Linked DNA regions of Homo sapiens: region 1 is linked to region 2. A link is a loop called in an ENCODE intact Hi-C map of the cell type or tissue named here. Cell type or tissue: PC-3. All regions are shown on one strand. Links, peaks and the distances in the headings refer to the core of each region. The heading gives the core; the rest is flanking DNA.

The links. A loop is a pair of places that touch in the nucleus more often than their neighbours do. Peaks named below come from ENCODE experiments on the same cell type or tissue, not always from the same donor. Only the 100,000 strongest peaks of a DNase experiment are listed, where the experiment ranks them.
Region 1: a loop joins it to region 2, with 7 times the contacts of the local background. A loop is called at or near these places in 1 of 110 quality-filtered maps.

The regions. Positions count from the first base shown.
Region 1 is chr13:71,998,806-72,006,889 of GRCh38, forward strand. No RefSeq gene overlaps it. Among named protein-coding and RNA genes, the nearest start is that of DACH1, 140 kb to the left of the region's middle. RefSeq lists an enhancer at 5,925-6,449. In PC-3, for the core only: no CTCF peak of the experiment used is centred there; a DNase peak (open chromatin) is centred at 6,376; H3K4me3 peaks cover 606 bases; H3K27ac peaks cover 832 bases.
Region 2 is chr13:72,123,519-72,131,602 of GRCh38, forward strand. No RefSeq gene overlaps it. Among named protein-coding and RNA genes, the nearest start is that of DACH1, 260 kb to the left of the region's middle. In PC-3, for the core only: no CTCF peak of the experiment used is centred there; DNase peaks (open chromatin) are centred at 2,243 and 3,723; H3K4me3 peaks cover 756 bases; H3K27ac peaks cover 2,397 bases.

The DNA of each region.
Region 1 (8,084 bases), core at 1,405-6,404, 120 kb before region 2:
TAATAGAAATAATTTTGCTTTCTCTTTTCCAAAGGTTAATACTAATGCTAAGTTCCAATTTGGATACCTTGCATTTTTTTCTTGACTAATTGTTCCAGCTAGTATTTCCAATACTATGCATAACAGAAGTGACAAAAGACCTATTTTTTTTGTTCCTTTTAGAGGAATTATTTTTTTTTTCCTTTTAGAGGAAAAGCTTTTAGTCTTTTATCATTGAGTATGTTGGCTGTAGGTTTGTACATATAGGGCCTTTATTATGCTGAAGTAGTCGTCTTCTATTCCTAGTTTGTTGAGTGATTTTATCATGAAAGGGTGTTGAATTTTGTTGAATGATTTTTCTGCATCAACTGAGATGATCATATTTTCCCTTTTTTCTACTAATGTAGTGTATTACATTAATTGATTTTTGTATGTTGAACTATCCTTGCATTCCAGGAATAAACTCCCCTTGGTCATGGTGTATAATCTTTTAATATGCTGTTAAATTTGGTCTTTCAGTATTTTGTTGTGGATTTGTACATCAATATTTATAAGGCATATTGTTCTACAATTTTCTATTCTTGCTTTGTATAAGGGTTATTCTTCTCCCTTTTAAATTAAGAACTCATTAAAGTTGTCTTCTTTATTTCAGCTTTTTGCTTTTGATATTACCTGGTAGATTCTCATTTTTCCCTGAAGGTAATTCTGAGGAAACTAGAGTTAGGTGAGGGTTGGAGCCTCAGACAGACTTTTCTTTGGCAAGCACAGGGAGGTGGCAGATTGCAAACACTTATGATTTAACATCTTTTTTTGTTCTTGTCACAAATTTATAAACTGAACTGGATCCCATAATTAAGATAAGCCCTCCAAGAAAAGGGTTCGAGAAGAAGCCATATTGGTTGAAATATGTGCAAGTGTACAGGTCAGTGTTGCTTAATTTTTTTTTTATCAAGGACTCCCAATATTGTTATATTTACTATTATTTTATTTAGGTGTCTTTAAACAAAAGCTATCTATATCTAAACTCTCTCTACTTACAACTCTTACACAAAAGCAAGTTAAATTTCAAAGTTAAATACAAATTTTACCAAACAATACAATTCATTTTTTGGTGACAATTTTATGTTACAAATGATGTTTTCCAAAAATAAAAGTGTCAGCTCACACAATGTCAATTGGTATCACAAAAAAGTATTTTGAATTTATCATGTTTGTACTGCTATTTATTTTGTGATGACTTAGTTTTTCCAGCACTTATCTTTATATTAATTACTGCAAAAATATTTATTTGCATGATATTCCCGTCTGTGATGTTATTTGGACTTTATTTGATCTAGAGAATCACTTACGTATTTGACCTACAGAATCACATACATATTTATTCTGCCTTCATTATTTTTCATTAGCTTGGGATCATTATGTCAGTGCTATTTGGCATTGTTACCAAGGTAAACACAAACTGGAATATGGGCACAAAAGCAGTTTGGCAATAATTGAGTTTTAAAGGCTGGGCATGGTGGCTCATGCCTGTAATCCTAGCACTTTGGGAAGCTCATGTGGGAGGTTCGATTGAGTCCAGAAGTTTGAGACCAGCCTGGGCAACACAGTGAGACCCTGTTTCTACAAAAAATAAAAATAAAATTAGCCAGGCCCAGTGGCATGCACCTGTAGTCTCAACTACTTGGAAGACCAAGGCAGGAAGATTGCTTGAGCCCAGGAATTCGAGGTTGCAGTGAGCTATAATCGTGCCACGGCACTGCAGCCTGAACGACAGAGCAAATATCTTATCTCAAAACAAAATGAAAGAAAACACCAAATAATCCAAAGCATACCTCAGTTAATTCTTAAATTAATACCAAAATGAAAAACTCACATTTAAACTTCCTACCGTTGAATCATTAAAAAACACTGGTGAAAAGAGAAAGATACTGATTAGAGTACAGGGAAGAAGAAAGCTGGGGAGAGCAAAAGAACTCAAGGGCAAATGAGGGCAGGAAGTAGCCAGTTGCAATGGCTCACGTGCTGCTTCTGTCCAAGGCAAGCAGGGTGATGGGCAGAAAACTGGGGGGAGGGACTCAGTGTCAGAGGTGTGGAGAGGCATGGGGTTAAGGAATAGGGTGAAAAGCAGTGTTTAGGGCCAAAGAAGGATAAAGAACCAAATCGATACTCACAAAAAAGCAAATCGCTATTTCAAGGGCCTAGCAGAGGCAGGAGCAAAAAGACTGGAATCTGAGAGGTTCAAATGGGAAAAAACGTTCAGGAAAATGGATGGAAGTAGAGTTTGAGGACTGAAGCCCAGCTCCAGGTGCTGACTGTCATTGTCACTGAATGCATTTTCCCAGATGGATATCCAGAGTGGAGGAAGGATTAAAAATGTGTATGGCTTGAGAGACAAACAACTAGCTCCAAAAGTTTATTAGAGCCTAACCTTTCCTGGAACTGATATACACAGGGAAAGTATACAAGGCAACCAGGCCAACATAAGACAGAAATCAAAGTGACCACTCCAAGAATAACAGAGCATCTTTTCTGGCTTTGCCCCTCATTGCAGAGTTGTGGGAACTCTAACCATCCACCCACGGAAAACTCAACTAATGCATCCATTGCTTTATTTACTAAATTTTCAAATGTCTTTATTTTCCCAGGGAACTCCTAGGCAGTGGAAGCATGATGATGAAAAATACAAGGACACTGACTTTCTGCCTCCTACAGTCAAAGCAGGGATGCAGAGCGATGGGCAAACACGCAACTGCCATACACAGTAAAGTGCAACTGCACATAGAAGGACCTTCCTCGTCAGGTTTAGCCAATTAGGGAAAGGTTCCTGGAGGAAATGATGTTTTGGGTGAGGTGTGAGTTAGTAAGCTGTGGGTGCAGGAAGGCGCATTGCATCAGGGAGAGGGAACACGATGATCAAAGACCTAACTGGTACAAGAGAGCTAATTAGGCCTTATGAAACCTGAAAGTCATTCAATCTAGCTTTTGTACGAGAGCTGTGGAAGAGGGATGAGTGTCAGTGACAAAAGATTTCTCTGGAAAGTAAAAGGGAACCCTAAGGAGCTACTTCAGAGCCACTGAAGTATTTTAAGCAGGGGAATAAAGTGATTTGTTTGAAAGATCTTAAAAATTACATTATGGATGTGATCAAATATGACCTTCTTAACAGCCACATAGAATCTGCCATTTTGTAGGACTGCTCTGGCTCTTGACCTAACATTTGTAGTCACTCTCAGCGTTTACCAGGGGTTTCAAATGTAACTGCCTGCATGTTCAGGTAGGAAAGTAAAGGCATGAAGTGGGGCTGATATAAGATATTAAGGAGTGGTGGTGACTCTGATAAAGGAGGGTATCTATACCTATCTCCACAACAACCATCACTTAGTTTCCACTGAGTTCCGGTGCACAGTAATGTTGGCCAGAGATTCTGAGTATCCTGTATAGACTCCTTATTTGTGAATGGAAAAAAAACAAAAAAACAAAAAAGCAAAAACAAAACTGTGAGCTAGGAGTTGCCTTCAAGTTACTAGTTTGGAACTTCTGTTATAGTTAGGAAAATCTGTAAATCTGTGAAGCAGATTTGTTGCCCGAGCAAACAACAATATTATCCTTGATTCCAAGAAGATAGCAATTGGTCAGGTTTTCTTTGTTTCTGTTTTCTTCAAAAATCCTCAATTTAATCAAAATGATTTAAATCAGCGTTCAGTTGTGCAGTGAAATTGATGGTAAAGCAAAGAAAAAATAGTGTGTTAGTCCATTTTTGTGTTGCTGTAAATAAATACCTGAAACTGGGTAATTTATAAATAAAAGAGGTTTAATTGGCTCATGGGTCTGCAAGCTGTACACAAAGCATAGTGCCAGCATTTGCTTCTGGTGAGGGCCTCAGGAAGCTTCCACTCATGACAGAAGGCGAAGGGGAGCTGGCATGTCTCATGGTGAGAGTGGGAGCAAGACAGAGAGAAGCGAGAGGTTCCACATTCTTTTAAACAACCTGATCTCACATGGACTAACTTAGTGAGAACCCATTCATCACTAAGGAGGTGGTGCCAAACTGTTCATGACAGATCCTCCCCCATGATCCAACTACCTTCCACTAAGTCCTTTCTGCAATATTGGAAATCACATTTTAATGTTGGAGGAGACAACATCCAAACCACAGAAAATAGTGATTTAAATATGCTGAAAGGAAATCTAAGTATAAAGTTTAGAATGAAAAGTATGGAATAGGGCACTATAAAATCTCCTCTCCTCTCGTCTCCTTTCCTTCTTTCTTTCCTCCCTTCCTCCCTTCCTCTCTCTCTCTCTCTCTCTTTCTTTCTTTCTTTCTTTCTGAGACAGAGTTTCACTCTTGTTGCCCAGGCTGGCATGCAATGGCGCGATCTCAGCTCACCACAAATTCCACCTCCCAGGTTCAAGTGATTCTCCTGCCTCAGCCTCCTGAGTAGCTGGCATTACAGGCATGTGCCACCATGCCTGGCTAATTTTGTATTTTTAGTAGAGAAGGAGTTTCTCCATGTTGATCAGGCTGGTCTTGAACTCCTGACCTCAGGTGATCCGTCTGCCTTGGCCTCCCAAAGTGCTGGGATTACAGGCTTGAGCCACCGCACCCTGCCGATAAACAAACTTTCTATTGGGCTAGGCAAACACTTTGTACATTTCAATATAATAATAATGATAATAATAATAATGAATATGCTTGTTCATGGAGAAACTAAAATGTTAGAGAAGAAGAATAAGAAAAATAAGAGAAGAAGAGGCTGAGGGTAAAATGAGAAAATAATTACTCATTTCCACCATCTGATATATATTATTATATACTTAAGATGACTAATCAGTTGCTTGAAATCTAAATGCTGTTAGTAATGCATTCATAAAAGTCAATATTGAAGTTTCATTTTGTTATAATTTAAAATATTAACACTTTGTATTTCTCTTGTGCTTTGTGATTCGTAAAAACTTTGTTGTTCAGTAGGATATAGTGAAAGTGAATGGAATTTAAGGAAGATGTTTCTGTCTATATTTCCAGTAACAAAACTTCATTTGCTTATTATACATGGTACTCTTGGAATTTATGAGACCTGGAAGTCCTGTCTACTAAAAAATTATATAATCTCCATCAAGACTCTTAAGCATCTGTGTTTCTCAGTTTCTTACCTGTAGGAAAAAACGTCTTAGCTGAGGTTATAAAATATACATTTAACACTTGGAAATAAGGCAAAAAGTTGAGCTGTATGCCCTTTAATGTTATATTGGGTCAATGTTTAAGAACCTTTGACTATTTATTATTTGATTAAACCCCAATTTAAACAACTGGAAATGTAAATTTTTTAAAAAAGCAAATACATAAAAGCCTATTTAGGGAAATTGGGGTATTTATTTGACTATTTTGATGCATCTACCTCTTACTGTTCTCATTCTCACATTTTATTCTAATTTAAAGTCTAAAATATTTTCAGTTATATATTGAATTTGACTTATTTTATAGGCTTCAGCAATGTTTTATCTTCCTAAGAAACATAAGAAATTATTCTGGAAAAAAAAAACCCACTTCAATAAAATTTAAGGAAAACCACTAAGGGCATTTCGTTTTTTTATAAACAATATACACAGCTGTAGCGATGTTGGCAGGAACACATGCCAGAGAGCTACGTACTTGCTTCTACAAACTGTTCTGTTCACCCTTTATCCAGTAACAGCTGGTAAAATGGTATTTAAGAACAGTTTGATTTAATCTAATGAGAAACTATGCTGCAATGCCTGATATTGCCTGTGGAAAATAATTGGACAAACATTGATTTTTTATGTTGCTATAATAGGTACATTTCCAATAAATAGAAATTTATATGCATACTTATTTGGCAACATTCGTCTCCTGTGAAAGCTAGTGTTTGGTTCTTCATACACATATACAGGCACATACACATACATGTATATACATATACATGCACAACACACATAAATTAACACCCAGTGTATATACGTATACTACAAAATTTTAGTGTTATTGATGCCAGAAAACAAAATCCTATTTGGAATGCGTTTAAGACTTTACAGTTATTTTCAAAAACAAAATTATGCACAGAGAAGGCAATAGTTTGGGTAACAGAACTCTCCAACAACTGAAGCTGTAAACACTGAGCAAAGAATCTATGAGACCAAGTAACAAATTAGCACACACTTCAGTCTCTTGAAATGAACAAAGAGAAGAAAGAGCCTCCTGAATCTCTCTACATTCCATCCTGGAAACCTCAATAGATTCTTCTGAAAGAGTAAACATGGTGTGTGGTTGCTCGTACATGCAAACATGCACGATCTTCTCTGTTTCTTTTTCTTATATCTTCTCAATTCCAAATTCTGCAATCACTGGAACAAGAAAAGCTGCCCCAGTGGGATTTCTGTCATGATTTGCTTTAGAAAGTACTCGAAACCACAGATGACCATTACTTGCCAAAATTTGAGTCAGGATTTGTTGACGCATAAGGTTCAAATAATTTGTATAAACATCCAAGCACTTAGACAGTATCCAAGATATTTCTTTTTCTTGGAAGAAAAAAAAATCATCTGTAAACTATCTTTTATTGTTTTATAATTGCCCCCTTATTTGTTACCCACATTTCATTTTAGATTGTAACTTTTTTGATGATAGGATATGATACCTAAGCAAGGCTGAGTTTATAATAGGTACTAGTTTGATAATACCTAGCTATATAAACATATTATGAAATAAATGTTATTTTCTTTGGAATGAGAATTTCTAACAAGGAGAGAGTTATATTTGCTGAAAGAATTGTTCAAATCCTCCAGATAGGTTGCAGAATCTCATGGGGCTATAGACTTTTATTTTCCTCATCATACTCAGGCTTGATAAAGTCCAGGGGAACTGCTATGCATGAGACCTAGGGACTAATGGTAGGAAGAAAATTTCCTAACAGAACTCCAGGGCCCTGGATGACAGAAAGTAGACACTTGAGTCAAGCCTTGACAAATAAATGAAATTGTTTAAAAAATAAGTTAAAAGAAAAATTAAGAAATTCTAAGTGAAGTCAGAGTGTTTATGGTATTTGTTAGGAATAGTAAAGTGATGAATTGTCCTAGAGTAGATAGCGTACATAGGGAGGAGAAGAAACTGTGCTTGGGAGGAGCCAGTTAGCAAAGATGTTAAAATCCAGGCACAGAAGTTTCCATATTTCCTGAAATATGATGGGTAACGAGGAATCAATAAAGTTTTTAAGTGGAACGGTCTGAAGAAAAGAGTAAGGATAGGAGATTAATCTAGCAATAATCTGCAGGATGCTTTGGGAAAGGGTGTGGAGACTGGATGGTCAAGGTGACCATTTCAAAGGCCACTGTAGAAATTCAGATTGCAAGCAATAAAGACTTAGGCTTTTGCTAATAAAGAAAACGTAAACTAGAAGACTGGAGTTCTGCTTCCAGGACTGGCCTTAAATGGAACTAAACGTATCCTCTTACTATAAAAAAGATTTTTAAAAAAACCCCAAACATCAAGAAGAAAAAACATTCAGTAAAATAAAACTCATGATTTTGTACAGTAGGCAACAGGCAGTGCAAGTGTAAGACTAAGATATATGAGAAAAGAAAAGTAATGAAGGTAATTCTATATCAACCTGGATTTCTGAAGTGACAATCTAGGACAATGGCTCTCAGAGTAAGATGAGAAGACAGAGATGAAAGTTTAGGAGGCCCCGGGCTGCTGGAATTTGCAACGTAAAGGACCAGAGAAGAGATAGTGACACAGAGAAAGAGATCTGTCTTAGTAGTTTCTAGAGCTCTCACAGAGCTGGCAAGTCCTTGAGACCCATAAGAAGCATGGCTTAGCAGGGCTAAACTAGCCCAGAATAAAGACTACCATCTTTATTAATAAATCGGAAAAACCATCTTCAGAAGGTTCAAACTAAGCCAAATATAACTGACAGAAGAAAGTCTAATACTTTTGAAAGAAGACAACATAATCTAGCACACAACAACATAAAATTCACTATGTCCAGTGCTCAATTAAAAACAGCTCAACAATTGAATTAGTATAGCCATTATGGAAAACAGCAGGAAGAATCCAGAAAAACTTACAAATAGAACTACCATAGGATCCA
Region 2 (8,084 bases), core at 1,221-6,220:
CGATTTTGGCTCACTGCAAGCTCCACCTCCCAGCTTCACACCATTCTCCTGCCTCAGACTCCTGAGTAGCTGGGACTACAGGCACCCGCCACCAGGCCCGGCTAATTTTTTTTGTGTTTTTAGTAGAGACGGGGTTTTACCGTGTTGGCCAGGATGGTCTCGATCTCCTGACCTCATGATCCACCTGCCTCAGCCTCCCAAAGTGCTGGGATTACAGGCGTGAGCCACTGCGCCTGGCCGTGATTTTTATTATGACACAACCAACCCAGCTATATATATGTTTCTCTCCATCTGAGACCCCACTCATCTAGAAGTAGATGAGTGGGGTCATCTACAGGAGAAATCACTCCTGTGGTGTCTGCCCCAATTCCTGACTCACAAAATCATGAGCATGATAAGATAGGTATAGTTTTATGCCCCTAAGTTTTGGTATGGTTTGTTATGCACAGTAGATAACTGGAAACTCTCTATTTCTCAGTCTCTCTCTCTCTCTGTGTCTCTCTCTCTGTATATATACATATATATATACACACACACATATTTATATATACATACATATACACACAGTAAGTCTTCACTTAATGTCATTGATCTTAATGTCATTGACAGATTCTTGGAAACAGCAACTTTAAACAAAATGATGTACATCAGGTGCTTGAATAATGTTTTCATGCGTGTCATTTTGTTATAACATTGATGAGAAAAAAACTCTGATTTCTAATCAACATCAACACCATTTTGCTTCAAGTCGCAGTTTCTAAGAACCTACCGAAATGTTAAGTGAGGATTTATATAGATATATAAATACATACATATATATACATACATACGTATATCTACATTTATCTCATATCTATATAATGTATTGATACAATCTATATTGATATATCATGTAGATGTCATTCATAAGCATACATTTCTAAATGCATTCAGTGGGGGCTAGAAGCCCAAAATTTATGTTACTAATTTACTTTGGAGCATGCACTGGAGGTTCAATGCATTTGGTTACTTAGGAGAACATGTACATCTTTACCTCAACTACATTGAATATGTGTCAAATCACTAAAACTAAAACCTTATTAGATGCATAATTATTTTGTAGGCACCTAAGCAACTGTTTACATGTAGCCAGCCCCAAATTCCCAGAACCCTCTTTCAAAAGTGAGCTTGAATGTACAACTATTAGAAATAAGTATTTTTAAAAGTAAATAAGACTACTTGAAATAGTCTATTAAAATAATAAAAGACAATAAAAAGTAAGACAAAAAAAGCAATATTTTCTCTGTAAATGACCTAAATTTGAAATGACCATCTTTTTAAAATAAGAGCAAACAAGTTTCAAATTTTAGGTTCAAAAGAGTAAATAATTGTTCAAGGTTCTAATGATACTTTCAAGAAAGGCATAATTCATTAGATTAAAATCATTTTGCTGTATTTCCAAGTTAACATGTACACTTTTGTGGGAAAAAAACACCATTTCTAAGTGAAGGAAAACTTAGAATATCTCTAAAACTGGCTTGACTCGACTACAGTGACCAGTTACTTCTGAGAAACTTGTTATGCATGGAGTCAGTTTTAATATTCGTGTTTGTCAACCAAGCCCTTTCAAGGGCATATCCGGAGGTCTCCTTAATGTCTAGCTCCACTATACTACTTGTGATGGGAAAAAACTTTCACAATCTATAATTTGAGTGTAAGGTCAAAGTATTTCTTCTCAGGACATTTTTGCTAAATCTTCTTCCTTATTATAGAAAATTAAAACATTTATGTATAAACCTCTAAAGTGTGTGTTTTATTGACTTATTTTTCATCTACTACATGGTTATATTCTACCTTATTAATAATTTTCCAGGTCATAAAATAAAAGCTGCTGTTTTATACTATTTTTTGAAAATATGTTGCCAATAGTGTATATACTTCACATATGTGTTTTGGGGAAGCAAGTGCCATAAAAAGAATACCCCAGTCCTGTTATCATGGTGGGCCACCAGTATAGCAGCTCTGAAATGGCTGGGATTATTAAAATGAATGTTTGAAGAAGGAACACAGAGCAGATTAAGTACTTGGGTTGACTCAGGGTAGGTTTGGAACTTCTCAAGGCAGGTTCTGGGCATAGAGACTTCAAGGCAGTATTCTGGCAAGTCGGAGATGAATTGATAAATTCTTCTCTTGGGCTGAAGGATTTACCCCCACGCTTAGGAAACAGGGCAAGCTTTGTCTCATAAATATGTTTTGATTGTATCACTTGTTGAGCAGAAAGCTTTGATGAGTGATTGCCTCAAGAATTTAAGTTCTTCCAAAGTCAACCTACTTGCATCACTTTTCACTGATGATGACTGTGAAGAAACGGATAGGTTCCTTAGTGATAGCATTGTGCCCTTGGACTCTCTCTGTTACTTAGTTTTATAATATGTCCTAGAATTTATACATTCTGGTTATGCCAACTTACCATGTGCCTTTCTTTATACTGATAGAATGACAGCAGTAATAGGGGAAAGGATTTAGATTAGGGTTTAAACAACTTTTTGATTATCGAGTTAAACAATTGTTTTAAAAATGTATTGGAATTTCTTTTGCTGAAAGGGTTTGTTTGGGTTAACTCTTTCCTAAGGGAATTTAAGTGACTCAAAGAACATATACTTCAGCATTTGCCATAGGCACGTAAAAATAAATCCCAGCCAGACCAAAGACAGAGTGTACTTTGGATTCCAAGTGACTATCTTGGTCACCAGGAAGCTGGCCTTAGAGTTTAAGAATATGATTCCTAGAACTTGCTGACAACTTGAAAATAATCTTTTTAGAAAGCACTTATATTTCAAATGTATTTGTAAATATACATTTTAAAATAAATGATCACTTTTGCATTTTGTTTGGTTTTGATTAATTATTGTCATTTTCCCTGAATTCAAACTTCCTTATATGCAGGTTTAATTTCTTGATACATTAGGTACATGTGGAAGCTGTGATGTCTTGGATCTAAGAGAGTATTGATAAAGTTAACTTTGCACATTTACACATTCATTTATTAAACCAATATTTAGTCAGGAAGGGCTAGGTCCAAGAATAGCAATGAATCATCAGTTGAAACAGAGTAGGGCACAAAAGGAATAAATAATATGGAGAGGAAAATAAAATAAAAACCTCTACCAGAGATCGGAAACTTTCCTTAGGGAAAGTAACTTAGGAAACGAGTAAGTGATTCATGAGAATGAAGTGGAGGAGTTTGCTAAGTGAATTCCTAGATTGGGGATAGTGAGGGTAAATGTCTGTTGGGGATGATAAACAAAAAGTCTTATTTTGTAAAATGAATTAAGAAGGTTTACGTATTTTTCTATTCTACAAAAACTTTTATACTCAAAAATTTTTCTTGAAAAATTTAAAGAACTTGCCCATCTGTAAATCTGAGCTGAAATTTTAAAAGCACACATCAGAGGAAGGGGCCAGACCTACTGGAGCAGGGTTTTTTGCAAGAAACGCAGGGAGACAAAGGAGAAGCAGCATTTAGGCCCCCTTTGCCCAGTATATTCTAGGTTAGCACCAGAAATATATATGGGTCAGAGCCAACCTTAGGCAACAGGGTCCTTATATTATTTGATTAAGGAAGTTTTGCCCTGCCCCTTGCATGATCAAGAGCTGGTGTATGGAAACAAGCCAGGCAAGAACCTTACCTGGATGCCATCCTGCCAGCTCAGCATTTGGGTTTGGGGAAGAGGCTAGCCTTTCCCCTGGCTTGATCAGATGCCTGGGATTCTAACTGTGTGTTCACAGTTGTGGGGAGAGGCAAGCTATTGACAGGAGTCACATATTTGTTCGTGATTGTTGTCAGCAATCCTGCCTGGCATGATGGAGACAGAGGGCTGGATTCTAAGCCTTGCCTTTGGTGAGTTGTATTATCACAACAACTCTGGGACAAATTCTTCTTTCAAAGGCCAGCCCTCAACAGATCAGTCTTGGACAGCTTAACCTGGGCTCTCAGAATTAATTGGAAAAAACGTTCTGAGGTCAAAAATGCTGGAATGCATTAAAGTGGGATTTTACTACAGAATTTTATAAAGCTCTGATTTGCTCATATGAGGACCAATTTTAAAAGACGGAGGTATAATATTGAGAGTTTCCCAAATTATCTTGGATGTTCACCTATTCACCTAGCACATGCCCTCTTTTGTGGCAATCTCTTGGAATTAGTGTTAAACAAAATTTATGTAACGCCACTTTATATCTATATAGATATTCATGGTTATATTTGTATTTCAGACTATACTAAACTCTTCAGCATTTAAGTGTGTACCTTCTATGTTCCATTTAATGGTTTATGGCTCTTAAGTATTTATCTCTTTCTTTGAGTTGTTGTAAATGGCATTATATTCTAATTTCAGTGTCCCTGTATTTGTTGCTAGTATATATAAATGCAACGGAGTTTTGTATGTTTACTTTACAAGTTGCTTAACTCACTTATTAGTTCTAAGATATTTTTGGAGATTTCTTGGGAATTTCTAGATGTCATGTGCAAGTAGGAACAGTTTCATCTCTTCCTTTTTGATCTGAATACATTTTCTACCCCTTATCTTGCTTTATTGCAGTGGCTAGATCATCTAGCAACATACTGAATAAGAGCTGTGAGAGTGGATATCCCTGCCTTGTTATAATTTTTGTTTCAGCTGTTAAACATAATTTAGAAACTCAAGAGAAGGAAGCCTATTGCATTTACTCAAATTTTTCTTTTCCTTCCTAAAGTTCCAAGATTCCATCCTTTATTGTTTTCTTTTGCTTAGAAAATTTACTTTTGCCATTTTTTAGGGTATGTTTTGGGATGTCAACCTATTTTACTATTATTCATTTATGAGTGTCTTGATTTCCCCTTCATTCCCAAAGGATGTATTTTACTAGATATAGGATTCTGGGTGACAGTTTTTTTTGTTTTGTTTTGTTTCAGTAGTTTAAAAATGTTTTGCCACTTTCTTCTGGCCTCCATGGGTTTGAATGAGAAATTTGCTGTCATTCCAATTGTTTTTCTTCCTTAGATAAAGTATCTCTTTTCTCCTGGTGCTTTTGAGAAGTTTTTCTTTATTTTGGGTTTTTCAAAAGTTTCATTAAGCTGTTTCTTGATGTGAATTTCTTTAAGTTTATCTTGTTTTGGGTTCATTCAATATCTTAAATATGTAGCTTTATGGCTTTTGTCAAACTTAGGAAGTTTTTAGCCACTATTTTTTTCTTCTATTTTTTCAGCCCTGCACTTTTTTTCTCCTACGAAATTCTAAAGACATAAATGTCATATCTTTTGTTAGAGTTCCACAGATTTCTGAGTCGCTGTTCAATTTTTTTTCGGTCTATTTTTTTCTCTCTCTTGTTGAGATTGGGTGATATCTACTGTTTAATCTTCAAGTTCACTGATTTCTTTTCCCTATTACCTTCATTCTGCTCTTAAGCCCATCCATTAAACCATTTGGATCTCTCTCTTAGCTTAGACTTTCTATTTCTTTGTTCAGGCTTTCTATTTTTTCATTTAAGAATGCTCGCAGTTGATTGTTGATGTATATTTATCTTGGCTGTTTAAAAATCTTTGTCAGATAACTCTAAATTTCTATCATCTTGCTATTGGCATCAATTGTCTTTTTACTCAATTTGAAACTTCCTCATTTCTTTGTATGATACATAATCTCCTGAAACCGGAGCATTTTCATACTATATTATGAGTCTCTGGATCTTATCTTGACTTTCTGTTACTTCTCTGGCAAGGAAAGGGTGGGGTGCTACATCTTTACAGCCAGGTGGAAGTAGAGGTATAGGCTTCTCGCCCTCCATTGACACCCAAGTGGGAATCCCCCTCATTATTGTTTTATGTGTGAGTTACAGCTTCCACGTGATCTTTACTGACATCAGTGGATATGACCTCATACCACTGGATGACAATGAAAGTTCTTACTCTCCAGTAGGCCTCCTCCCATATGACCCCCAGGGAGGAGAAGGCTATCTGTTTACTGTTACACAGGGGGTGGATCTTCAAGATCCACATGTAGTCTATACTGACACCATAATAGGGGCCTCATTCCCAGTTAGCAGAAATGAAGTTCCCGAAAGCTGACTTGGTCTTCTCTTATACAACCCTGGCTCGGGTATCAGGGTGCCTCATTACTACCTCCTGAGTGTGAAAGTCTAGACTTTTCACTTGGCCTTTGCTGGTGTGGGTATGAGTTGGCCACAGTTTTCTCTATGGTGTTTAGCTGGCAGAGAAGTTATGAACAAAATGTTTTCTTTCTAGACTGCCCCTTGCCTTGTACTTTAGCTAGGAAGAGCAGACATTAACTGTTTTCTTTTTTATTTTTTTCCAAAAAAATCTACATCCACCTTTTTTTCTGGATTAGTGGCTTTCACCAAGCTTGGATTATATGAGCAGAAAGAAGACCCAGAAAACTAATCACTACGTCATTCCTAGCCATTCCGCCTTCTTACTATATTTCAGGGTCTCTTTAAATTAGTTCTACAAACCGGGTGCAGTGGTTCATGCCTATAATCTCAGCACTTTGGGAGGTCAAGGCAGTGACTCAATTGAGGTCAGGAGTTCAAGACCAGCCTTAGCAACATGATGAAACCCCATCTCTACTAAAAATACAAAAATTAGCTGGACATGGTGGCACGTGCCTGTAGTCCCAGGTACTTGGGAGACTAAGACAAGAGAATCACTTGAACCCAGGAGGCAAAGTCTGCAGTGACCTGAGATTGCACCACTGCACTCCAGCCTGGGTGACAGAATGAGATTCCATCTCAAAAGATAAATAAATACATAAGTAAATAATAAAAAAATTTTGAAAAATTGTTCTACATATAATTTCCAGAGTTTTTAGTTGTGCTTAGCAGAGGAATAGGGAAAATCACATTGACTTCATCTTCCTAGAAGCAGAAGTCCAGTGATTCCTTTTAATAAAACAATTTTGCGAATTTTTACTTATTATAATATATCATTTTACATTTTTGATAATATTTAATGCTTTATTCTGTATTTCTATACTATTTTAATATTTCTTAGACAACATGTACTATGTTTTCTTTGATTATTTTCTCTAAGTAATGAAAGGTATACTTTTCTAACACTTGTATTAATGTTTAACAGTGTGTTTTTATAAAAACATAAATAGAACTAAGCTGCGTAAAAACTCTAAAAGAGGTATACTAAAGAAGAAATGGTATGACATTACTGCAAGTTCTTAAGGAGAAAATGAGTCGGTGGATGTCTCAAACCTCCTCAGTGGTTTTGGCTGTATTGCTCTGCCTAGATAATGCCTTTCATGATCCTTGTTTAGTATTTGTATTTCTTGATCTATGGTTAGAGTCACTTATTGGGTCACACAATAAAGTGATAAACCAATAAATTATAAAATAATCTCTATATAAGTGATTAATGATATGAAAAAAATTGAGGTGGTTTGAGGGAGAAAGAAAATTCCAGGGAAAGATGACAGAAAGTGGTTAAAATAAACCTGAAGGTTAGAATAAGCATAATAAGGAAGGTGGCATTCAAGCAGACTTGAAGGAGGCAAAGGAATAAGTCAACGGATATCTTGGAGAAGACCATTCTAAGACTGGGGAATAGCTAGAGCAAAAGCCCTAAGTGGGGAGGATATTTGGCATATTCAAGAAACATCAGCTAGGCCAGCATAATTGGAATATAGTGATTGACGAAGTCATACAAATGACATAAGAGAAGTAATAAGGGGGTCACCGAGACATGTGGGACCCTATATGTTATTGCAGACCAAAGCCATTTCAAGGTTTTGAGCAGAAACATGACATGATTTGACTTATGTTTTAACAGGCTCACTCTGTTTGCTCTGTTAGGATTACACTGGAGGGAATCTATGAGAAAAATGGGAAGACTTATCTGGAGGCAGAGGGTGATGAAATTTCCATTTCCTATCAGTTAGAAATTGCATGCAATTTTGAGGGAAAAGAACTTAAAGTAAGTGTTAAAATATAAATGTATATATTCTTTCACATTTAGAAAATTCTGTATCATTCCATCTAAAGCTGGCCTGGTGGATCCATGTTCATCAGGGAATCAGGGTCTTTCTCACCTTTTGCTTTTCCAT